Linked DNA regions of Homo sapiens: all the other regions are linked to region 1. A link is an interaction called in ENCODE POLR2A ChIA-PET data of the cell type or tissue named here. Cell type or tissue: MCF 10A. All regions are shown on one strand.

The links. Peaks named below come from ENCODE experiments on the same cell type or tissue, not always from the same donor. Only the 100,000 strongest peaks of a DNase experiment are listed, where the experiment ranks them.
Region 2: POLR2A ChIA-PET joins it to region 1 with 8 read pairs; 2 of 35 experiments call an interaction of 5 or more read pairs at or near these places.
Region 3: POLR2A ChIA-PET joins it to region 1 with 5 read pairs; 2 of 35 experiments call an interaction of 5 or more read pairs at or near these places.

What each region holds. Positions count from the first base shown.
Region 1 is chr10:29,063,837-29,071,836 of GRCh38, reverse strand. All of the region lies in intron 2 of LOC107984174 (a long non-coding RNA gene), which reads right to left. Among named protein-coding and RNA genes, the nearest start is that of LYZL1, 220 kb to the left of the region's middle. In MCF 10A, no CTCF peak of the experiment used is centred here; DNase peaks (open chromatin) are centred at 4,456, 6,966 and 7,326.
Region 2 is chr10:28,846,828-28,854,827 of GRCh38, reverse strand. C10orf126 (chromosome 10 open reading frame 126) reads right to left here. Exons shown (of 5, transcript NR_164114.1): 2 at 7,565-7,709; 3 at 6,462-6,612. Among named protein-coding and RNA genes, the nearest start is that of C10orf126, 4.4 kb to the right of the region's middle. In MCF 10A, no CTCF peak of the experiment used is centred here; no DNase peak of the experiment used is centred here.
Region 3 is chr10:28,730,764-28,738,763 of GRCh38, reverse strand. No RefSeq gene overlaps it. Among named protein-coding and RNA genes, the nearest start is that of LINC01517, 8.9 kb to the left of the region's middle. In MCF 10A, no CTCF peak of the experiment used is centred here; a DNase peak (open chromatin) is centred at 3,603.

The DNA of each region.
Region 1 (8,000 bases):
TGCCATGAGGTGGCCATTGGTGGAGCAGATGGTTCTGCTTGAAAACTGCACCAAAAGGCCACATTCCCTACACATTTGTAGCTACTGGGGACACATTCAGAAGCTGGAAGATGAACCAAGTAGGGAGTCAGCATTTTGTCTCATGATGTAAAGCTCTGTTCCCATTGCAGGCAGAGGCTTGGGGACATTATGCATTTAGGAAAATCTCTCTCTTCATTTGCAAACAGCCTAAATTGTCCCTTAGAAGTAATATATTATCAAGACATTAGTGTGTATGCATGCGTGTTTGTGCTAATAATTTAACAGTTAGAATTTCCTTGCAAGTGACACAAACCACTCTGCCCTGTTGACACTGGATCAAGAAAGAAAACAGAGGTTATATTTATTAATCCATGGATATGGTTTGGATGTGTCCCCACCCAAATCTCATCTTGAATTGTAGCTCCTATAATTCCCTCATGTTGTGGGAGGGACTCAGTGGTAGACAATTGAATCAAGGGGGGTTGTTTCCCCATACTGTTTTGTGGTAGTGAATAAGTCTCATGAGATCTCTTGGTTTTATAAGGCAAAATCTTTTTCGTTTGGCTCTCATTCTCTTCTCTTGCCTGCCGCCACGTGAGACGTAGCTTTTGCCTTCTGCCATGATTGTGAAGCCTTCCCAGCCATGTGGAACTGTGAGTCCATTAAACCTCTTTCTTTTGTAAATTGCGCAGTCTTGGGTATGTCTTTATTAGCAGCATGAAAACCGAGTAATACATCTATGTTACATTATCATTCACAAGTATTCTGGCTTCCAATTTGGCTTGCTCCAGAGCTCAAATAAAGTCAGCAGCATAAATAAAGTCAGCAGCATGAAGTTTCTCTCTTTTCATTTCTTGGCCCTACCTTTCCCAGTGGAAGTCCCAAGGAGTCCTCTGGAATAGTAAATGCCCAGCTCTTAAATAACCTCTGAGGCCAGGAGCACCTGAACTACAAGCTCACCCAGGCAGCCTGGGCTGAAAGGAAGCAGAGGTGAACTCCACAGTAAAAGTGAGAGCTATTGCTGGAAGAAAATGAACAGAGAAATGCAAATAAAGGATAGCTACTATAAATGGATAACCATGGATGGATGATCAGAAAGAATGAGGAGATGGGAAGAGCTCAAAGGGAACTAGATTTGAAGAGTCCTAAATACCCTCGACTCTGAAGCTTTTTGGGCATCTATGATGCTTAAGCAACTATGATGCTTTTTTTTTTTTAATTGAGGTGGAATTTCGCTCTTGTTGCCCAGGCTGGAGTGCAATGGGGCAATCTCAGCTCACCGCAACCTCTGCCTCCCAGGTTCAAGCGATTCTCCTGCCTCAGCCTCCTGAGTAGCTGGGATTACAAGCATGTGCCACCATGCCCGGCTAAATTTTTGTACTTTTAGTAGAGATGGGGTTTCTCCATTTTTGTCAGGCTGGTCTGGTCTTGAACTCCTGACCTCAGGTGATCCGCCCACCTCAGCCTCCCAAAGTGCTGGGATTACAGGCGTCAGCCACTGCACCCAGAGCGACTATGATGCTTTTTAACCCCCCATTTTTCCAGTATTATTGGGGGACTGAAATTCTCAGCCTTTGGCAAATGTGAGTCATTTTGTCTTAAGATTTCATTGTTGGTTGTAAGGAACAGGAGAGGATACAAAGGTCACGTTTCAGGGTATTACCTTTATAAAGTTAGGTTTGGCTAAGCAAATTTCCTCCTGTCTTTCCTATCTTATGTAGTGAGATAATGTCCCTTGTTTCCTTAATACCATTTTCTTAAGGAATTTCAATGTGTGTTATAATTCCTTGATTGTAGCTCCAGTCATGAGATCCTGCTGCTTGCTCAAAGTTGCGACCTTAGTTAAGTCATTGAAACTTTCTGGACCCCAGATTGCTTTTATGTAAAATGGAGGAGTTAGTTAAATAATCTGAAAGTCTCCTTTTCAATAAATAAATGCAGCAGAAATCCCAGCCCCAGCCTAAATTGTGTCCATCCTGGGGATTCAAGTATGACCCACTGAATCTGGGAAACTAGGAATACAAGTCTTGGAAAATCCTAAGGAAAAAAGTAGCCGGATAGAATGAGCCAGAATCATGATCTCTATCACCTGAATTTTCTCTCAGTCCCCATCCCCCAGCAACTCCTCTGAAATCCTTTGTCAATGGTGACAGCTGTAAGTAAAACTCAAAAGACATGTCCCACTAAATTGCTGTAAACATGCCTAATTCAGAAGGGGAAGAGACACTTTCTTTCCTCTGTCCCATCACAACATACCAGGCAGAGTCGGCATATCGAAGGCTCTGGAATATCCTCTCCAGTTAAATATGCAATGGAACAAACAAAAATCCCCCTCATTGGAAACTCACCAGCCACCTCTGCCAACCAACTTTTCAAAAATCTTTAAGATCTAAACTTCAGGTTAAAGATAGTGAATTAAAAATATACATTTAACTCTGTTCCTTCCTAAAACACCCCTAGCCTGACAGAAGGGAATTTTCTAAAGGGTCACAAGGTTGGGAAAGGAGATGATAGCAACTGAACTTTGCATGTGGAAAAGTTAAAGAATGACTGGAGATTGATTCCGAAGACCAAAGAATGCTGAACCCTCAGCTCCTGCTGAGAAAGATGAAGATAACCACATTTGCACCGAAGACGCCCCCACAATGGCTCTGATAATGATAGCACCACGTACCTCTGGGAGTGGGGGTGAAGGAGAGACTGAAATAAGAATTGGTTAAAAGTGGTTAAGACACAAAAGCAGATTCCCTCTTTCATCACATACAGCTAAGTAACCGTCTTTTTCCTATCCTGCGGAACACTGCAGGTTTATTCTCTGCATGGAGTGAAAGTTGAAGGGACATCAAATCACTTGAGACCTGGGGGACAGGGGGCAATGGCTCACACACTGTGGGAGGCCAAGGCCGGAGGATGGCTTGAGCCCAGGAGTTCAAGACCAGCCTGGGTAACATAGCGAAGACCCCACCTCTACAAAAAAATACAAAAATTAGCCAGGCATGGCAGTGCTTGCCTGTGGTCCCAGCTACTCGGGAGGCTGTGAGGTGGGAGGATCACCTGAACCCGGGAGGTTGAGGCTGCAGAGAGCCATAATTGTGCCACTGTATCCAGCCTAGGAGACAGAGTGAGACTGTCTCAAAAAAAAAAAAAAAAAAAAAAATTCAGCTGAGACCTGGGGAACCCTTCTCAATGTTAAAAACCCACAGCTTTCTTCACACATTCAGCTTTAAGGCCCAGACTTGCCATCCAAATAGAAGAACAGAATCTGACCAGACCAAAAGAAAAGACTTACAGATACAGCTATTGTTCAGGCAGACCCTCCCACAGTGAAGCCCACAGTGACAGGCTCCTCCAACAGCCACAGACCCTCCCATCAGCTTTGTAATAGCCCAACTTAAATAGGAGCAGAAATCCTAGGCTCGCCAGACAACTGAGCCTAGCCCACTCAATACAATATATATATATATATATATATTCATTTGTAAATATTTGTTTTCTCTTCCCCTCAGCTAGGTATAAATCCATGAAAATGGGCCAGGATGCATCAATGTATATTTGGGTAACACAGAGCTGCTTAATCATAGGTATTTCACACACAGAGATGAATGAGTGATAATGGCTGAAATCTGCAAGAAACAATGTAGCAGAAGCTGATTGGTGAAAATAAGAAACTAATTTAGGTGTACTTGGGGGCCTCCCTGAAATATTCAGAGGAGAGTGTACTTTACAAGTTGCATCAGAGGTCCTGTGTGAGCAAGTGGTGGGCAAGGACATAAATTTATTGATACTGATGTTAATGAGAGTCATTTACATATTACAGATAGCCTAATGAGTCTCAGTGACATTTGGGTGACTTAAATAGCATTGTTGATTTATTGAATGTTTTCTACATGTTAGGTCCTTGGCAAAGCACTTTACATACAATCTCTTAATTAAACCTTACAACAGGCCTGTTAACATATTATCCCCATTTTACAGATGAGGAAACTGAGATTCAGAAAGGTTAAGTAATTTTTCCAAGTTAATTTGCCGATCAGTGAAAAGGTTGGAATTCAAACACCTGTCATCTGACTCTAAAACCCATTTCTGCCTTTCGCACCTCACGCTGTCACAAAACACATCAATTTTCACTTAATATAATGTGATCCTGCCCCATAAATCAAGAAGTCTCTGACAATGTGATTTTATATAAAATAAATTATATAACTAGATTCTCTTATAAAAATAAATTATTTAACTAGATTTCTAATATTGTGCAGCTAATGATTCCATTTTTTCAAGTATTACAAATAACATTGCACAGAACATCCCGGCACAGAAAAGTTTTTGCATGCTTCCCTAATTATTTCCTTAGGATAAAATCCTGGAAGTGTTCTTACTTCAAAGACCAGAAACATGTTGAAGGCTTTGATAATGCCCCAGGCTAAGTTTGTACACATGTAGGCTCCCAACAGCCGCCCCCGACATGCTCATTTCATCACACTCTTGCCAGCATGAGTAATTATAATCCTTTTCAGCCTTTGACATTCTGATATGTAAAAAATGCTGTCACTCTTTCATTTGCATTCCATTGACTGAAAATGAGCTTGAAAGTATTAACTATACACTTATTGAATTTTTCTGCTTTTTGGCAGAGATTTTCCCCACTTGTTCCTTGAGTTGTCGATCTTATCCTTGCTAATTTGTGTTAACTTTTCATATAATAAGAATACCTTTTGCTTGGAAATGTTATCGCCCCATTTGCCATTTGTCTTTAAAGTCCCTTTAACTCCCCAAGAATCTCTGCTTTACATATCTGTATTCCTACAAATTTGATTCTCATTTTGTCTGGATGGTAATGGCAGTGTTGAGATTGAAAAGGAACATTTTATCAGTGAAAGGGCAGCATGAGCTTCTGGAATCTGGAGTGGGGACATGGATCAAGGAGAGACATCAAAGGATCATGGGTTCATGGGTTCAAGACAGAAGAGAGATCAGAAGGGTGTGTAACTGAAGAAGATGGACAGGGGAATAGAGAAACAAATAAAGGATGTATTCAAATAGCCATGAATAACCTTGTAAAAGCTTTATATCTACCTGGTAAGAAAATGTTGGCAATGAATTCAAACATAGGATCCCAAGAAAAAAAAACAGGTATAACAGTTTTCTTCTTTCTTTCTTTAGAGACAGGCCATCGCTCTGCCACCTAGGCTGGAGTGCAATGGCACAATCATAGTTCACTGTAACCTCAAACTCCTGGGCTCAAGTAATCCTCCTGCCTCAGCCTCCTGAATAACTAGAACTACAGAAGCATGTCACCACACCTGTTTATATTTTTTCAAAAAAATTTATAGAGATGAAGTCTCGTTATGTTGCCCCAGCTGGTCTTGAATGAACTCCTGGACTCAAGCGATCCTCCTGCTTCAGCCTCCCAAAGCATAGGGATTACAGGTGTGAACCACTGCACCCAGCCAAGGTATAATCGCTTTCTTCACTTTTAAAAAAATTGGATCAATATAGAAGCAGTTTCTTTAAAAGGATCTTTAAAAGGGGGCCTCCTCCCTCTGCACTACTTGGTCAGTTTATAAGTGCATCTGTGTAACCTTGGAACAGAAACAAACAAGAGCAGGCCCTGTATACACCCAATCTGATGTCAACTAGCTTGTTTGCCAACTTGAGGGTCCAGATTCTCAGCTACAAAAATCATTTGCCTCAACCCATTTCTGCACCCCTGGAAGACTTGTACTTTTTTTTTTTCAAACTTACAATTTTGTTTTTAAATAAAGAACAAAAAATTAGTTTAGAAGAACTGAACCATGTATAGAATGAACTATGTACCATTTATTAAGTAACCACAAATGATAGAAAGGCATAGCATGCTTGTTATGAACCTTTGCAAAATACATCAAGAAGGCCTGGACCATGTTCTTTTCCTACATCAACATCCCAATATTTCCTTCATCTATGTAACTGTCTTTATGTCTGTTCCATACTTGTCTATTTCCTCCTTTGATATGAGTTTGTACCTTAATGTGCCTTCCTATAATCACAGAGGATATGTTAGTAGCACAGACTTCTTAATTCCCATAATCAAAACTTTGTCTTAAAATTTAAACATATGTTATTTATCCTAGTTTTCATTGATTTGGCTAATACTCCTGATATTTGCTGCTAAAATACTGAAATTCTGGAGATTCCCTTATTTTATTTTATTTTATTTTATTTTATTTCATTTCATTTCATTTCATTTCATTTCATTTCATTTAGAGACAAGGTCTCACTCTATATCCCAGGCTGGAGTGCAGTGGTGCAGTCATGGCTCACTGCAGCCTCAACCTCCCTGGGCTCAAGTGATCCTCCCACCTCAGCCTCCCAAGTAGCTGGGACTACAGGCATGTGTGACCCCAAGCCCGGCTAATTTCTGCGTTTTTTTATAAAGATGGGGTCTCACCATGTTGCCCAGGCTGGTATCAAACTCCTGGGCTCAAGCGATCGCCCTGCCTTGGCCTCCCAAACTGCTGGGATTACAGGTGTGAGCCACTGTGCCAGGCTAGATTCATTTTCTTCTAAAGCAAATACACTCTTCCTTCTAAAAACTTTAGCTGGGCATGGTGGCACGTGCCTGTAATCCCAGCTACTCAGGAGGCTGAGGCAGGAGAATCGCTTGAACCCGGGAGGCAGAGGTTGCAGTGAGCAGAGATCGCGCCATTGGCACTCCAGCCTGGGCAACAAGAGCAAAACTCCATCTCAAAAATAAATAAATAAGTAAATAAATAAATAATAATAAAATGAAAACTGCAGCCTTCCTTGTACTAAATAAAGGAAAGAGTTTTTAAAATCTTCCTAATTTTTGGAGGGAAGACATCACATTTTAGTCTAACCTTCACCCCATTAATCATGTAAAAGTTATTTAGTTGGTTGTTTTGCAATCCCTACCATGAAAAGTTTTCTCCCCTAAGGCAAATGGGAGCAAAGGCAGTTTGCTTGCTGCTCACTGGGTTTTACTTTTTAACTCTTCAAGTTGCACTCTGTGGTGTCTACGTGTACGATTTTATAGAGCAAAAAATATTGTTTACCTTGGTTTACAGATTTCTAACTTGCCAAGTTGATACATTAGAGCACAAATTAATTTTCTAAAACCAAAATCCTTCAGACAAAAGGACGTTGAGATATGAATAGATGTCTGATTGCTCTAGTTCCTATCCAGACTGAACCTTTCTTATCCTGTTAGGCTGTGCAGTACCAAGGGTTAACGTGACTGTGATGCAATCTCTCAGACATTCTCCACTCTCAGACAAAAGAAGAGAATGAGAGTGCAGGGGCAGAAATGATAAGTATGGAGTCAGACAGTTCAAAGATTTGCAGAGTTTGAACAACAGTGGCGACCCAAGGAGGACAGATAGTGAGTCAGGAAAAGTGTCTGCAGTTACAAAGCACTTCCAGAAGGATGAAGTGTTATATCGCCCAATATTTTGTGGACTTGATCCATTGCTTAATCACACTCTTACAAACTGTTTTAAATTCAGACTACAGGAAAATGTGGGGAAAGCTTATCATAAAATAAATCAAAGGGAAAATTAGATTCACTTCACCAAAACTCAGCTTATAGTTATGAGTCAATGTGGGGGAGACCACACCATGACATGGATTCCAGTTGAAATCAGATCTGAATCCAGAGGTGTTGAGTTACGGAAAATCCAAGGCAGGGCACTTGCACCTTTTTTTTGATGATTCATTTTAATTATTACTGACTTTGCCATTGAGACCTATGCTCTAGGGTCCCTCTCCAATATGCATTGCCCCATTTCTTTCTTGCTAACAGTACCTCTGTTTTGCTCATCCTTATCTAAACAGTCACTTCCTTTCAGGGAGGCTGAGCTCTTTCTCATTCTTCAAGGATGAAGTTGAGTGATGTCAATAATCAAAGTTTTCTAGGTCCCCTTAACATTCTAGTATTTCGGGGGTTTTTTGTTTTTGTTTTTGTTTTTGTTTTTTGGAAGCAG
Region 2 (8,000 bases), 220 kb after region 1:
CACTTCAGTCTTACAGGTACAGGATCCTGGCACCAACCTTCACTGACTTTGCCCCATTGCCTAAACTGGGTTAAATGCCACCCTGTTACATATGCATGCAGCAATGAGTGCTTTGTATAATTTCTACCAAAAAATTTATTTTAAGCCATAAACCATGGAAAAAGACACTACACACACACATACACACCCACACACCATTGCTTACCAAACATTGAGAAAAAATAAAAGTAATGTCCTTAATATTCCATTTAACTTTCCAGCCCTTCCATTTATTCTCAGTTTATGTTCTGTCTGCATATTTGGAGTTTAAATGTCCCTTTTCTTTCTGAAGTGGTAGTGATAGTTTGTTTTCCCACCTGCTCATCTCTCATTGAACTTCTCATCGTTCAAGTCACTTTAGATGTATCTCTGTTCACTCTATTTAAGTACATTTCCCCCACACCTATCCCATTGTTTTGTTATTGCACCCTGTGGGTTTGCTTTATCAGACTCAAGGAAACTTTCCGATGGCCATGGTTGCTCACGCCTGCGATTCCAATATTTTGGGAGGCAGAAGCAGGAGGACTGCTTGAGACCATGAATTTGAGACCAGCCTGGGCAACATAGCGAGATCCCTCTTCCTAAAACTTTTTTTATATTAGCTGGGTGTGGCAGTACATGCCTATAGTCCCAACTACTGGGGAAGTTGAGGTAGGAAAATCACTTGAGCCCAGGAGTTTGAGGCTGCAGTGAGCTTTGATCACCCCACTGCACTCCAGCCTGGGTGCAGAGCAAGACCCCATCTCAAAAAGGTGAGAGAGAAATTGTTCAGCTTCACAGAACACAAGACTGTTGCTCAAAGTGACATAAAGCATCAGGAATGTGTACTAGATCATAGAGCACACTGTCCCCTTTCAGGGCACCTCCAAAATTGATTCATTCAAAGGCACAGTGGCCTCAAGGACACACTCCCCTTCCATTTTTTGACTCTGCTAGCCACAACATGTTGGTCTCTCTCATCTGGATCCCTTCATTGTTCAAAATGGCTGCCTCCAAGGTCCCAGGGTCACCTGCTGACACAATGACCTCCAGTACAAGAGAGACTGTGTCTTCCTCCTCTGTGAGTCTTTTCAAGAACCATTCCTCGAAGCCCCCTATATCAGTCAAGGTTTGAGCAGGGAAGAGCTTGCACTCTTAGAGAATTTAATAGAAGTGAATTTAATGGAGGGGCTGTTTAAAGACTGCAAGCGAGCAAAGTTAAGAGAACCAAGGAGAAAAGGTGAAGTGCCAAGGATTATAGCAGGAAGTCCACCCTGCTTCTGGTCCTGAAGGAGAAAGGAGAAAGGAAGTTTCCACCCTTCATAAAGAGAGCTGTAGCTGAGGAAGAAAGCTTGCCCGACACGGGAGCTGTGCCTTAGAGGAATGTGGCTACTGTCTGGATCGCAGCCAGAAGGAAGGGAGTCTGAGGTCGAATTATGAATACTCTGCCCTCCTAGCAATGCCTCCATTAGCCAAATCCAGTGGAATGCCAGAGGACAAGGAAGACTTCACAGTGCAATCTTTAGAGGTCAACCTCCTGGGGCACAGAGAAAAGCAGAAAAAGACAGATGAGTTCTGGATGGAGCGGGACAAATGGAAACAGACCAGCATAAACCCCTAACAGATCTTCCCATGTACATAGTAGTCCAGAAAAGGATCTCATGCCTCCCCTTAAGCCAATCACTGTCAAGGATATTGACTTAGAGGCTTCGACTTGTCAAGATTTAACTTTAACTCATATGGGAAAGGGATAAACTCCCACATGAAATTAAAGTTTTGCCAAAAAGGGAGGAGAGAGGAATATCTGCTACAGTAAATATTTCTGGGAAAAAAAAATCTGTTTGACAATCTCTTTTAAAAAACTATTTTTACCTGAGAAAATAAAAATATTAAAAACTTTAAGCAAGGCTTCAAAAATATCTTTTGGAAATTTACTAGTCAATGAAATCTAAAAAGCTTTGGAATAGCTTCTACACACGTATAAAAACAAAAGACTATTTAGTCTCATTAGGATTTAGGGGTAGATGGTGGGCAGGCAGATCGCCAGTTAAAACAATTCTCTGGGGGACACTCTCCAGTGCTCTGTCTACTAGAGTTTTAAGTGGCTCACAGAGGTGATCCTGGGGAAGACCAACACATTTCCTCTCCTGTTCTGAAGCAGATCACAACGCACATATCACATTTAATCCTTACCCAATGCAACAATTATTACAAGAGACACAAAGGCAAAGGTAAACCGTTTATTACTTAGACTAAAAGTCACTCCCATTGTGACCTCTTTATTGAAAGAAGAACAAGCTAGGAAATGAAATGTGTGAATTGCAGACATACATCCCTGAACTGTCTCATGATAAGGAGTTGATCATTTTGTTTAATTGCAGTTGGCAAAACATTTAAAACGTTTGTCTTCTGTTCCTGAAATGCAGATGTTAGAACTATGAGGAATATACTGTGATCTCGATTTCCTTTATCTCTGTTAAACTTCCAGTTGCCTTCCAGACAATTCTGGTGTGAAGAACTAAAGTATTAAATGAAACAAAAGCTAAGAATTAAAATCAAGAAATAAACATTTATCAAATGTCAACAGTACCAAGACCTAGAAACAAAAAGGCAACAAAGATGTCAGATGTCTGGCTCAATGGATGATAAGCAAACAGGTACACATAAATAGCTTGATGTCAATTACATTTTGAGAGATTTCCTTCTGTGTGTTCTCATAGGTATGTTCTAACTCAAGGGGAAACCAGCTAATACCAGGAAAAGTATTAGCACGTCTTTGGCTCAGCATTTTTGTTACTTATAGCATAGTTATTTGTTAACTCCAGTAAAATCCTTAGCTCTGACAGCAAACAACTATATAAAAATCACAGGTGGGGCGCGGTGGCTCACACCTATAATCCCAGCACTTTGGGAGGCCAAGGTAGACGGATCACGAGGTCAAGAGATCAAGACCATCCGGGCTAACAGTGAAACCCCGTCTCTACTAAAAATACAAAAAATTAGCCAGGTGTGGTGTCGTGCACCTGTAGTCCCAGCTACTCAGGAAGCTGACGCAGGAGAATCGTTTGAACCCGGGAAGCGGAGGTTGCAGTGAACCAAGATCGCACCACTGCACTCCAGCCTGGAGGACAGAAAGAGACTCCATCCCAAAAAATAATAATAATAATAAAACAATTACAAAGTAGCCAAATTAGTCCCTCAATCCTCAAATTTCAGATGGTGATTTTGAATATTCTCCTTTATTCTTTTTTTTTTTTGAGACGAGGTTTCACTGTCACCCAGGCTGGGGTGCAGCGATGCAATCAGGGCTCACTGAAGCCTCCACCTCCTGGGCTCAGGTGATCCTCCCACTTCAGCCTCCTGAGTAGCTGGGACCACAGGCATGCACCACCATGCCAGGCTAATTTTCAGTATTTTTTGTAGAGACAGGGTTTCGCCATGTTGCCCAGGCTGGTCTCAAACTCCTGGGCTCAAGGGATCCTCCCACCTCAGCCTCCCAAAATGCCAAGATTACAGGCATGTTCGGCCTCTCCTTCAGTCTCACACATTTGTGATTGTAATGAAGGCGGAGTAGTTTGACCACAGTTCTATAAGAGAGAAGAAATTGGCAAATATGCCCGTTTGTATCTTTCAAGCACAGGCATTCTGCCAGTCACCATTTATCTTTACATTTGTACAAACAAGCTCATGGCTAAGGAAGCATTAAGATAATGACGAAGAAGAAGAAATCATTTGGAGGCAGTTAGAATAGACCTTTAGAAGGAAATGGTTAAGAAGGAATCTCAAGATTGAAGGAGATATTGATAAAATGAGAATGACTGGAAAACGGTCTAGTCAGCATCCGAAGAAGAAAAATGGGCCGCGTGTATTGAAGGTGTTGGCTTTGATGGAATTTAAGTTCTGAGAAGACTGGTTATTAAAGGGAGGAGATTTGTGGATAAAGATGCAACAAATCTCAAAGTCCATGGGCTTCGAGCTTTAAAAGAGAAAAAAGGAAAAGACTGGATGATGGAAAACCAAATAAAGAATCTTAGGTAAAAGATTATGTTCTTTGTATAAAAGCTATTTTGAGGAACTGGTTTTATTTACTAAGTGCCTGGATGAAGAAACGGAAAGACCTTCCCACTCCCACCCTTGTCTCAGCCATTGTGAGAAGCCGTGTGACCTCTTCCTAAGTCCAAGGAATTGAGCTGTTGTCAAGGATCTCAAATATTTTTTTTTAAGTGGCAGCCAAGATGTTGTTGTTGTCTAAACCTAGTAAACATATATGATTGCGGTGCCACAAATAGCACTAGGTAATAAGAAAGGCAAGAGAGTGTTGAAACAGAAGGCGAAGAATGTATCCACCACTGTCCTTAATTTTGGGTGACTATCAAATATTCAAGAGGAAGTGGCTCAGCCATAGAAGGTGCTTAATCTAAATGTGAGACCAGTTTGGTTTTGTTGCCCAGAATGTAGTTGCTTCCGAAATACAAAAAGCAAATTCCATAACAAGCAAGAAACGTCTGTGTGCAATTCACAGAACCCCAGCCTAACTCTGGTTGAAGGAGGTAGGGTAGATGCTTACATTTAAAACAAAAATTTTGCATCTGTAATTAACTTAGATTTATCTTCAATGTAGTTTTCCTACTTAACTTCCAGAATATTTTAACTGTAAGAGCCCCTGCATTAAAATACTGTAATGAGAAAATCTGGTACTACTTTGTGAATCAACTTTTTAAATGTGCATAAACATTTCCATGTGTTAGCAAGCCTCTGCAAAGCCATTGACCGCACCCGACTGCCTTATCTGTGGCTAAACAGACTACAACCCAGCAGACCAGAGCATCATGTCAGTTGCATCCTAAGGAAAGCAGACAATGAGGTTGATTTAGAAGTGCAAGAGATTTGGGGTGGGGGGTAATATTTGTAAAAAGCGTAAGAGGAAATATCAAGATTGCCCAAGCATGGAAAGCCTTCAGATCACGATGCAGATTTGACACTTACAAAAGGAAAAAGGGTAGAAAACAAGATAGACAAGAGAGAGCCTCAGATTTTGGTGGGTCAGACACGGATTTGACCAACATGATGGGAAGCTCTGGAGCAAAGAGGATTCCTGTGTTGGACAGACACGGCCTTGGTACCACCATGGTGCCGGTATTGGCTGGGAGCTGCCCAGAAAAAGTGTGGTCTTGGTTGAAAAGCTGAAGCAGATCCTCCAGGTGCTGCAGCTGGAAGCTGTCGGCTGGCTACACTCCTTGAAGCTGCCAGGTAAGTCCTTTCTCCAGTGAAGATCTGAATCATTGCACACCTCAATGCCTACCTCCATCCATCCCTGCAGGGCATCCAGTAATCTTCAAAACATCTGGGAGTTTTTCCCCAGAGTAGAGTCACTTGAATAAATGTCTTTTGGGGAAGGACAAAAGGAATTATACCCATAGACTTGGTGTGGTGTTGCTGGGTCCTTCATCCTGGGAACATGGCCACCCTTTCTATTGGGGGATTCCAGGTCTGAAAACTGCCTCAGGTTCCAGGTACTAGACAAGGAATTGCAAATGTTTGATAGAGCAAACACCCTCAGCCTCCTGGGCATCCTTGTTGGATTTTTTTTTTTTTTAATACAAGGTCTCACTCTGTTTCCCAGGCTGGAGTGAAGTGGCACAACTTCAGCTCACTGCAACCTCTACCTTCTGGGTTCAAGTGATTCTCCTGCCTCAGCCTCCAAGTAGCTGGGACCACAGGTGCACACCATCGCATCCAGCTGATTTTTGTATTTTTAGTAGAGACAGGGTTTCACCATGTTGGCCAGGCTAGTCTTGAATTCCTGACCTCAAGTGATCCACCCACCTCGGCCTCCCAAAGTGCTGGGATTACAGGTGGGAGCCACTGCGCCTGGCCTGTGTTGGCTATCTTTTGATTAGATGTATTGAGAAGTATCCTCACAAGATTCCCATCTGTTTCACCCCATCATCACTACTCTCTGTGGATTCAACTCCACAACAGCCTTTCACACCACCAGTTGTGGTCTGCAGAGGAAAGCCTTCAGCTAATTTCCCAATGGCTTGGTGAATGCTGTGTTCTCCAGACCTCCCTGGGCATAATAATCCTCTGATGGGTCTTCTGATCGCCATAATATACCAGCATGTTCACTTCCCTGAGCCTTTAAAAATCTGTTTCAGCTCCGCTCAGCATGGACCTATCTCCAGGCTTGTTGAACCACCCAAGCAGCAAGTCTGCACCATCCTCTAGGGTCTTTGCCAAGCATTAAGTCCCATATCCTGAGAAAATGCCCTCACATTCCTGTATTCTCCTTTATCCTGCCTCCTTGATCAAGCGCCTTCAAAATCCAGTTCCTTCCTTCTAGTACATGGGGGTGAATTTTTCACAGTTTGAGGGAGGTACAGTCTCTTTCTAGCTCATCAGTGTTGCCATAATATTCTTGGCTTGGTGATGTTGCGACTTACCTCTAGTGATTGGTCTGGCAACCAGGCAAGAAGTTGAGGATCCTGAGAAGCCCTCCTTGGCCCGTGGGGACAGAACTCTGTGGTGTTGGCCCATATGGGTAGTTTCAGATCATAACAGGGAAGGATGAGCCACCTCTGCAGGCTCTGAGGGCTTAGAAGAGTTTGAGAGCTCAAAATATTTGGAGGCATCCACCCAAATGTCCCCATCCCGTGCACAAGAGCTCCATGTTTTCCCAACCAGTGCTCTGATCTTTGTGTAATGATAATCATCTTTGAAGCTAGGCAAGCCTATTAAATCCATAGTTTGGTCTTCTGCTTTTTCTACACTGAATGGAGTGAATATGGGCCCCATTCCTGGAGGCCCTCAGGCCTTCACAAGTGGCTTTCAATTGCTCCCTAACTGCCTACAGCTTTTCATTATCCTAATGTAGAGCCTCAATTCAATTGAGCAACAAGCAGCCAATTCCATTGTCCTTGGATACCTTGCTTCTCTCTGACCTCTCAAATGCCTGAATCCTCTCTCCATCCGGGGCTTTCCCGTCCACCAGAACATTCTTCCAAGTCACTGACATTGAACGTTTTAGGCAGGGCTCAGTGGCCCGTGCCTGTAATCCCAACACTTTGGGAGGACAAGGCAAGAGGATCACTAAAGGCCAGGAGTTCAAGACCAGCCTGAGCCTTGCTCTGTTGCCCAGGCTGGAGTGCAGTGGCATGATCATAGCTCACTGCAGCCTCGAGCTCCTGCGCTCAAGCAATCCTCCCGCCTCAACCTCCTGAGTAGTTGGGACTCCAGGCATGAGCCACCATGCCTGGCCGCAACATTCAGATGGATTTTTAAACTACCTGAGCTAAGTTAATTTCCTCATAGATTGGATGTGGATGTGAGAGCAAAAGAAGAGTCAAGGATGACCCAAGGGTTTGCTTTGAGCACATTCCTCAGTGCTTCCAGGGCATATGGCCTCTGAATGGTGCCCATGGGCTTATAAATCCATCTCCTCCCAAGAGATAACACATTTATTTTGTCCCTGGACCTTATGAAAGTTGTCAGAATCAAAATAGAATCACTAGTGTTTTTTAAGGAAAACAACAAACAAACAAAAAACCTGAACTGGATGCAGTGGTTCATGGCTGTAGTCGCAACTCAGGAAGCTGAGGCAGGAGGACTATTTGAGCTCAGGAGGTTGAGGCTGCAGTGAGCTATGATCACACCATTGCACTCCAGCCTGGGCGACAGAAAGAGGCCCATCTCTAAAAAACAAACATAAAAAGACTTCACTCTCATCACTCTTGAGATTAAGGATTTACCTAAGTAGTAAAATATGTCAGATCAGATTCTGGCCTCAGGAACTCTGAATCTGGGATGTGAAAAGGTTTCTGGAGAGGCATTCTGTTTCTCATATCATTAACCACAGGAAGATATTATTTGGTATACAAGAGGACATTGCTTAAAGAGGTGAGAAACAGAAACTATCTCTCCCTTATATTTCTCCAAATACCTTGTAAAGTTGTGAGTTAAAGAAAAAAGAATGATGTTCACTC
Region 3 (8,000 bases), 330 kb after region 1:
CCCTCTTGAATCATTGCAATTGTCTCTCAACAAGTCTCCTCTAGTCTCAGCAACCACCATCCTTCTCCACATGTCACCAAAGCAACAATTCTAAGGAGCAAACCTTGACCTGCTCTTCCACGGCCTGGGATCCAAGTTTATGTCTGCATCGGGAAGCAATGAGTGGGTAGATATCTGTCATAAGATAGTAGATCTTACTGAATTTGAGTGGGAGGGAAAGTGGTGAATCAGTCCAACCATGAAAATGAAAATTATTCTAGATATTTCAAACAGAGGGCATTTAATACAGGGAAGTGGCTGCAAAAGTGTTGGAAGACCTGGGGGCTCAGAAGACAGTGAGGAAGTCCAAAAAGTTGGCCTGAAGGGGGCAGTGTTCCTGGAGTCCAGGATCTGGCAGAAGCTGGTGGAAGGTGGAACCACCGCAGGGACATCTTCTGGGATCAGGAACCTAGAAGAGACATGATTACTATTGGAGATGCCAGAAAGAGAGGACAAAATGTGCCTTGATCTCTTCCTACCACTTACCCTCCAATCTCATGCCAGTGCCTCCCATTGGCCAAACCCAGCCAGAAGGCAATTATGGAAATTCTGGAAAATGATTTTCCTACAATACAGACCAGAGCAAGGGAAGGGTAGAGAATGAATCTGATAGCAAACAGGCAAATGACTGGCATAAAATTGTAGAACATTTATACATCCACAGGGTTTTTTCAAAGATAGAAAGCTCAGTAGTCAGACCATCTGATTCCACATGTGATCGCTGGAAACCTTCAACTTCTTCGCCAGGCATGGCTTGCTCAAACTTAGCTTTTTAGAAACTCTTCAAATTAGTCAGCTCATGTATTTGTCCCCTAAATACAGAATGAATATTTCTTGGCTCAAATTGTTTCCTTCTGTCTAGAATAATGATCTTGCTCTTTCTACTTATTTAAATCAAACACATCTTTGGACTCTCAGTTTTTTCTTTTGCTTTTGTTTTTTGTTAGGGATGGCATCTTGCTCTGTCACCCATGCTGGAGTTCAGTGGCACAATCATAGCTCACTGCATCCTTGAATTCCTGGATTTAATTGATCCTCCTGCCTCAGCCTTCCTATTAGCTGGGACTACAGATGTGAGCCACCATGCTCGGCTAGAATGCTAGTTTAATTCCAAACTCTTTCACTAGCATTTCCTGACAACTACTATCGGGATAGGGTTGAAAAGTGTTATCAATTCTAGCGAACCATGGTATGGTTGAAAAGTTACAGGATACACAGCTAAAATCTATTCACTATAAGGTAAGGGGTGTCATGGATGAGTGGTGACTATCTAGACCAGTGGTGCCAGTGATGAAAGCATTTACCAAGACAGTTGTAGGTAAAGAAAGGCAGATTTATTAGAGGAAGTAGAAAAATACGTTGCAGGGGAGCAACAGGCAGGCCAGCAAAAAGGAGCTGACTGTCAGGAGACAAAGGCTTGCTGGGGATTTTAAACAATAGTGTTTGTGCTTGTGCTGAAGAGGGCTTTATGCAGTACTGATATTGCCAAGGTTGCAGCGAGCTAACTTGCATTTTTCTATCAGCTGAGGGTCTGGTGATAGCTGAGTGCAGGAAGATTGTAAGTTACTTGTGCAGGAGGGTTATGTGTCTTGGATCATGAAGAAGGGCAGATTTGTAGCTTATCTGCTTCTTTTTGCATTCCTTTGGTCCCACCAGCCCAACTCCTTTTCTCTAATTAGAACTCCACAAGGGGAACTTCTGGTGCTTCCTCCATGAAAAGGATGACCATCAAGACATTAATATAACATCTGGCCTCTCACCGTCTCTTATTCACTCTGTCTAAGAGGAGGTAGAAACACTTTTCTGAGAAGAATATACTGGGCATGAAACCATCATCACAGGGTTAACAAGAATTCCATGGCAGGTTCTGGACAGAAATAAGGTTACAATTAAGCATTCATCAGGCTGCACTTTGCCCACTTCCATGTAACTGAAAGTCACATAGCACCAGATACAGACCTTTTGCATCCCCACTGTTCCTGTAGATAGGATCTCTGATGATAGAATCATAAAGCTTTTGTTTAAGAATTACTTAAGATGCTTTTCAGACCCTGCATTCTAGTGAAACGGCTGACACAAACCAGTTTGAAGACCCCACAGAGGAACCGAGTCCGCATGAAAATAGCTTCTTCATCACCCCATCCTATGACTTCACCCTGCACTCTTCAACCCATGAAAAATCCCTACAGCTCAATCCACTCTAAACCCATTAAAATCCCTGGCCCCCCAGCCACGCCAGCATAGTGAGACCCCTATCTCTACAAAAAATAAAAAATTAGCCAGACATGGTGGTACACACCTGTAGTCCCAGCTACTCGGGAGACTGAGGTGGGAGGAAGGCAAGACCTACGGAGAGAGAGAGAGAGAGTCCTAACTTCCATTTTTATATATATAATATATATATTATACATATATGCAAATATAGGAATATAGAAATATATATAAATGCAAGTCCTATACTTGCATTTATGTATATTCCTAGCCCCAAACTCCTTGGGGAGGTGGATTTGAGGTTTCCTCCTGTCTCCTTGTTCAGCGGCCTTACGATTAAACCTCTTTCTCTGCTGCAACCCTCAGTGTTGGTATACTGACTTGCTGCACATCGGGCAATGTACTTCTTATGGTCATAGGCATTCTTGGATCAGCTACACCCTTTTCCCTCTTGGAAGTGAACTTAACTGCAAGCACCAAGAGTCCTCTGTTTCTCCATGCTGTAAGTTTTACCTGGTCCAGTGCCTACATGAGTGTGGGGTAAGTATGTTGAATTTTGGAATTACTTCACAGGTCCATTTGGTTCTTGCAGTGAGCTATGGCTTCCAATTTAACCTTGAACAAAAATAAAGGAGAACTGTGGCCCATCTGCTACTCTGGACCTGTCAGGTTTTTCAGAACTTGAGCAGGAAAAACAGGTGCCATTTATCAGCACTCCTCCTCCCACAAGAAACTCTAACATGTGATTTTCATCTCAGGTTCTTATGCATAGATTCCTTGATAGTCATGTTTTGGGTTTTGTTTGTTTGTCTGTTTGTTTTGTTTTGTTTTGTTTTAGAGACAGGGTCTCACTCTGTCACACAGGTTGGAGTGCAGTGGCACAATCATGGCTTCCTACAGCCTCAAACTCCTGGGCTCAAGCGATCCTCCTGCCTCAGGATCCTGAGTAGTTGGGACAACAGGTGCATGCCAGCATGCCTGGCTAATATTTTCTTTGTAAAAATTGTTTATAGAGACAGGGTCTCATCATGTTGCCCAGGCTGGTCTCGAACTCCTGGCTTCAAGCAATCCTCCCAGTTCAGCCTCCCAAAGCACTGGGATTAGAGGCATGAGTCACACTTGGCCAATATCCACTTTTTGTTTCACCCCTCTATCTCTGATCTGGTTCTTCCTGGACTTTTGCTATGACATGGCATTTCTCTATTCTGAAATGTCAGCAAAGTGGACCCTGATCTCCACCCCTGCTAAGTTTGCTGGATGGCTTCAGATTCTGCCTCCCTGCTCTTTGCCAGAGCAACCAATACTATTGGGACGACTCATCTCCAGCCCACAGCGATCTCTAATTCTTTTGAGCACTTGGTGAGGCATGATAGCATAGTTGCTAAGAACATGGGCTCTGTAGCCAGACTGCCTGCATTTGAACAGTTTCCCCATTTAACAGCTGTCTAGCCTTGGGCAAGATACTTAAACTCCCTATAATATGGCATTACATAATAATTGATGCTCTTAAACATGACATGAATCATCAAGCAAAGTTTAAAATCTGTCCAGCATGCTCTGTTTAAGAAAGTGAAAAATATGTAACACATTCTACGAATATTTTTGTCTACAAAAGTTTACAAAATGTTGGTGCTTAAAAGGCTAAGCTTTGATTATCTCAAAACATAATTTAGAAAGGATGCATCACTTCCTGACACAATTGCATAACTGAAGCATGAGTATTAAAACTTTTGGGAAGGTTGGCTGGGTGCGGTGGCTCACGCCTGTAATCCCAGCACTTTGGGAGGCCAAGGCAGGCAGATCTCCTGAGGTCAGGAGTTCAATACCAGCCTGGTCAACATGGTGAAACCCCGTCTCTATTAAAAATACAAAAATTAGCCAGGGGTGGTGATGCACACCTGTAGTCCCAGCTACTCAGGAGGCTAAGGCAGGAGAATCGCTTGAAACCGAGAGGCAGAGGTTGCACTGAGCCAAGATCAAACCACTCCAGCCTGGGCAACAAGAGTGAAACTCCGTCTCAAAACCAAAAAAAAAAAAAAAAATTTGGGACGGCATCCTGGTAGAGTGGAAGAGGTCCATATTTGAAAGCAGGCCTGAGTTTGAATCCCATTTCTGGCACTTGCTGTGTAAACACATGTAAGTTGTTTTATCTTCTTAAGCACCTGTATCTGTCTGTGAAAATGGGGATTGAAATTACTACCTTGCAAAATCATCATGAAGCTTAAATGAAATAATGTAGGTGCAAGAGGATACATGGGCAGCAGCTCTAGGGGTGAGGTGGGGTTCTTCAACAGCCACTACCCCAACCTACTGGGATTTGGACTATGAGTGCTGTGAGTGGAGTTGGACAGAATTCTTCTGCCCACTCACCTATTTGCCCCAGGAATTTACATAGGAACAGGAAGACTCTTGCAGAGAAAGAGATCTTTTCCCCTTGCTATTCAAAATCATTTAAATATATCTGATGGGCTTAACAGGACAATGAGGTCCCTGAGAGAGAATTCTCCCTGAGGGCAGAAGGAGAAGCACACAGGTAACTCCCTAGGTAAGGGCTGAGGAACAAGATGAGCATTGACCCTGGTTCATGACTTAAATCTGTCCTGATTTAGCCTGGTGACAGGCTCATGCCTTGAGAAGAGGCTTTGTGAATGATTCTAAAGAGCTAATGAAGCCATATGATATGCACAAAGGACATCCAAAGCAGTGCTACGAGGGAAATGTGTAGCCTTAAATGCATACAAGAAGAATTGAAATAAATAAAGCATCTAAATCAGGAAAAAGCAGGCAGAAGAAACAGTAAATAAAAGCAGAAATAAATTTGAAAGAAAGAATTATAAAACTAATAAGTATATAACAGAGCTAATCATAGGAAAAAGCAGGCAGAATAAACAGCAAATAAAAGCAGAAATAAATTTGAAAGAAAGAATTATAAAAATAGTAAGTATATCAAAGAGCTAATCATAGGAAAAAATACCCTTCTTTTCCATACCTGTTGGGTGTGAATGGATTACATACTCAAAAATTAACTTATGAGATGATAGATAGATAGATAGATAGATAGATAGATAGATAGATAATAGATATAAATGATAGATTAGATAGATAGATAGATAGATAGATAGATAGATAGATAGATAGATAGATAGATAGATGATAGATAGACAGACAGATAGATAGAATAGTTGTAGAGCTGGGGACCCACCCTGTCTTAGCTCCCTAGAAAGAAGTCTGTAGTAAGAAAGGTGGGTCCTGTCTTATTCCTGGGCACCATACTGCTGTCCCCTGGGCTCGCCAGCAGAAACTCATTTTGTCAGGAGAATGGCTCTCTTGGGTCCCCCACTTAATGGGACAGCACACCCAACTTCCCTCCACTTTTTTTTCCTCTCATGCCCACATCCAATCTATCAGCAAATCTTTTTTTCTCTACTTTAGTAATAGATCAGGCCAGGCTCAGTGGCTCATGCCTGTAATCCCAGCACTTTGGGAGGCCGAGGTGGGCGGATCACCTGAGGTCAAGAGTTCGAGACTAGCCTGGCCAACATGGCAAAACCCTGTCTCTAGTAAAAATGCAAAAAATTAGCCGGGTGTGATGATGGGTGCCTGTAATCCCAGCTACTTGGGGAGCTGAGGCAGGAGAATTGCTTGAACTCAGGAGGCGGAGGTTGCAGTGAGCCAAGATCAAGCCACTGCACTCCAGCCTGGGCGACAGAGCGAGACTCTGTCCCAAAAAAAAAAAAAAAAAAAAAGTATAGATCGGAATCCAACACTTCTCACACCTCCATCCCAGCCACGCTGATCTAAGCCTTCTCATCTCTCACCCGGATTATTAACAGCCTCCTAACCAATCTTTCCATCACCTCTTGCAGTTTTTCTCTCAACACAGCAGCCAGAGTGGTCTTTTTATAACAGGTCAGTCATGGCATTCCTCTATCCAAAATCCCCCAGAGGCTTCCCACCTCCTTCAGAGTAAATGACCAAGCCCTTTCGAGGCCTACAAGGCCTTTGATAATCTACCTCGCAACACACAAGCATCCCACACCAACTGCGTCCCCTACGCCTCTCCTAAGCACTTACTGAGCTCTGAAAACCGGCCCCCCTCACATGTTCCCACGTAAATGCCTGTGCCTTTGGGGTTTCTTCCGCCTGGAACTGTTTCACCCCAGACATCACACAACTCCCTCACATCCTTCAGCTCTTGGTGAGACACAGGTTATCAGCGAGGCCTTTCCTGACCACCTACTTAAAATAGCAACCTCACTCTCCTGGCTACACACACGCCCAGCCGGTCAACACTTTCTCTGCCTATTTCCCTCTGCAGGACTTATAGACTTACCAGTTACTGCATTTGCTCACTCATTTTTTAGCTCCTTCCATTAGAATATAATTTCCTAGAGGCAGAGATTAGATGTGTCTTGGTCACTGTGTCCCCAGTGCCTAGAACCATTTCTGGCACATTTGAGGTACTTAGTAAATTAAGAGAGTAAATGAATGAATGAATGTATCTGTGGTGCTGAAAGCAAGAATACCACTGAGGCTGAGCAAGGTTGCTCACGCCTGTAATTCCAGCACTTAAGGAGACCCAGGCAGGAGGATCATTTGAGCTCAGAAGTTCGAGATCAGCCTGGGCAACATGGCGAGATCCCTGTCTCAACAGAAAAATACAAAAATTAGTGGGCGTGGTGGTGTGTGCCTGTAACCCCAGCTACTTGGGAGGCAGAGGTGGGAGGATCGCTTCAACCCAGGTGGCAGAGGTTTCAGTGAGCTGAGATCCATGCCACTGCACTCCTACCTGGGTGACAGAGCAAGATTCTGTCACAAAATAAATAAATACAACAGAAAGGGAAAAACAAAACAGATCTTAAGCAAAGTCCTTACCCTTCAAAATGAGTCTTGTAACAATAGAAACAAGAAGACTGGGCGCAGTGGCTCACGCCTGTTATCCCAGCACTTTGGGAGGCCAAGGCTGGTAGATCCCTTGAGGCCAGGAGTTTGAGACCAGCCTGGCCAACATAGAGAAACCCCATCTCTACAAAAAATACAGAAATTGACCAGGCATGGTGGTGCAGGCCTATAATCCCAGCTACTCGGGAGGCTGACACACAAGAATTGCTTTAATCTGGGAGGCAGAGGTTGCAGTGAGCCGAGATTATGCCACTGCACTACAGCCTGGGTGACAGAGTGAAACTCTGTCTAGAAAGAAAAGGAAAAGAAAAGAAAAGACAGAGAGAGAAAGAGAGAGAGAGAGAAACAGAGAGAGAAAGAGAGGAAGAAAGAAGAAAGAAAAGAAAGAAAAAAAGAAAGAAAAGAAAGAAGAAAGAAAGGAGGGAGGGAAGGAAGGAAGAAAGAAAGAAAGAAAGAAAGAAAGAAAGAAAGAAAGAAAGAAAGAAAGAAAAAAGAAAGAAAGAAAGAAAAGAAAGAAAAGAAAAGAAAAGAAAGAAAAGAAAAGAAAAGAAAGAAAAGAAAAGAAAGCAAGCAAGCAAACAGGCCGGGCACGGTGGCTCATGCCTGTAATCCCAGCACTTTGGGAGGCCAAGATGAGGGATCACCTGAGGTCAGGAGTTCGAGACCAGCCTGTCCAACATGGCGAAAACCCATCTCTACTAAAAATACAAAAATTTGCTGGGTGGTGGCATGCGCCTGTAATCCCAACTACTCCGGAGGCTGAGGCAGGAGAATCACTTGAACTCAGGAGGCAGAGGTTACAATGAACTGAGATTGCGCTACTGCACTCCAGCCTGGGCAACAGAGCG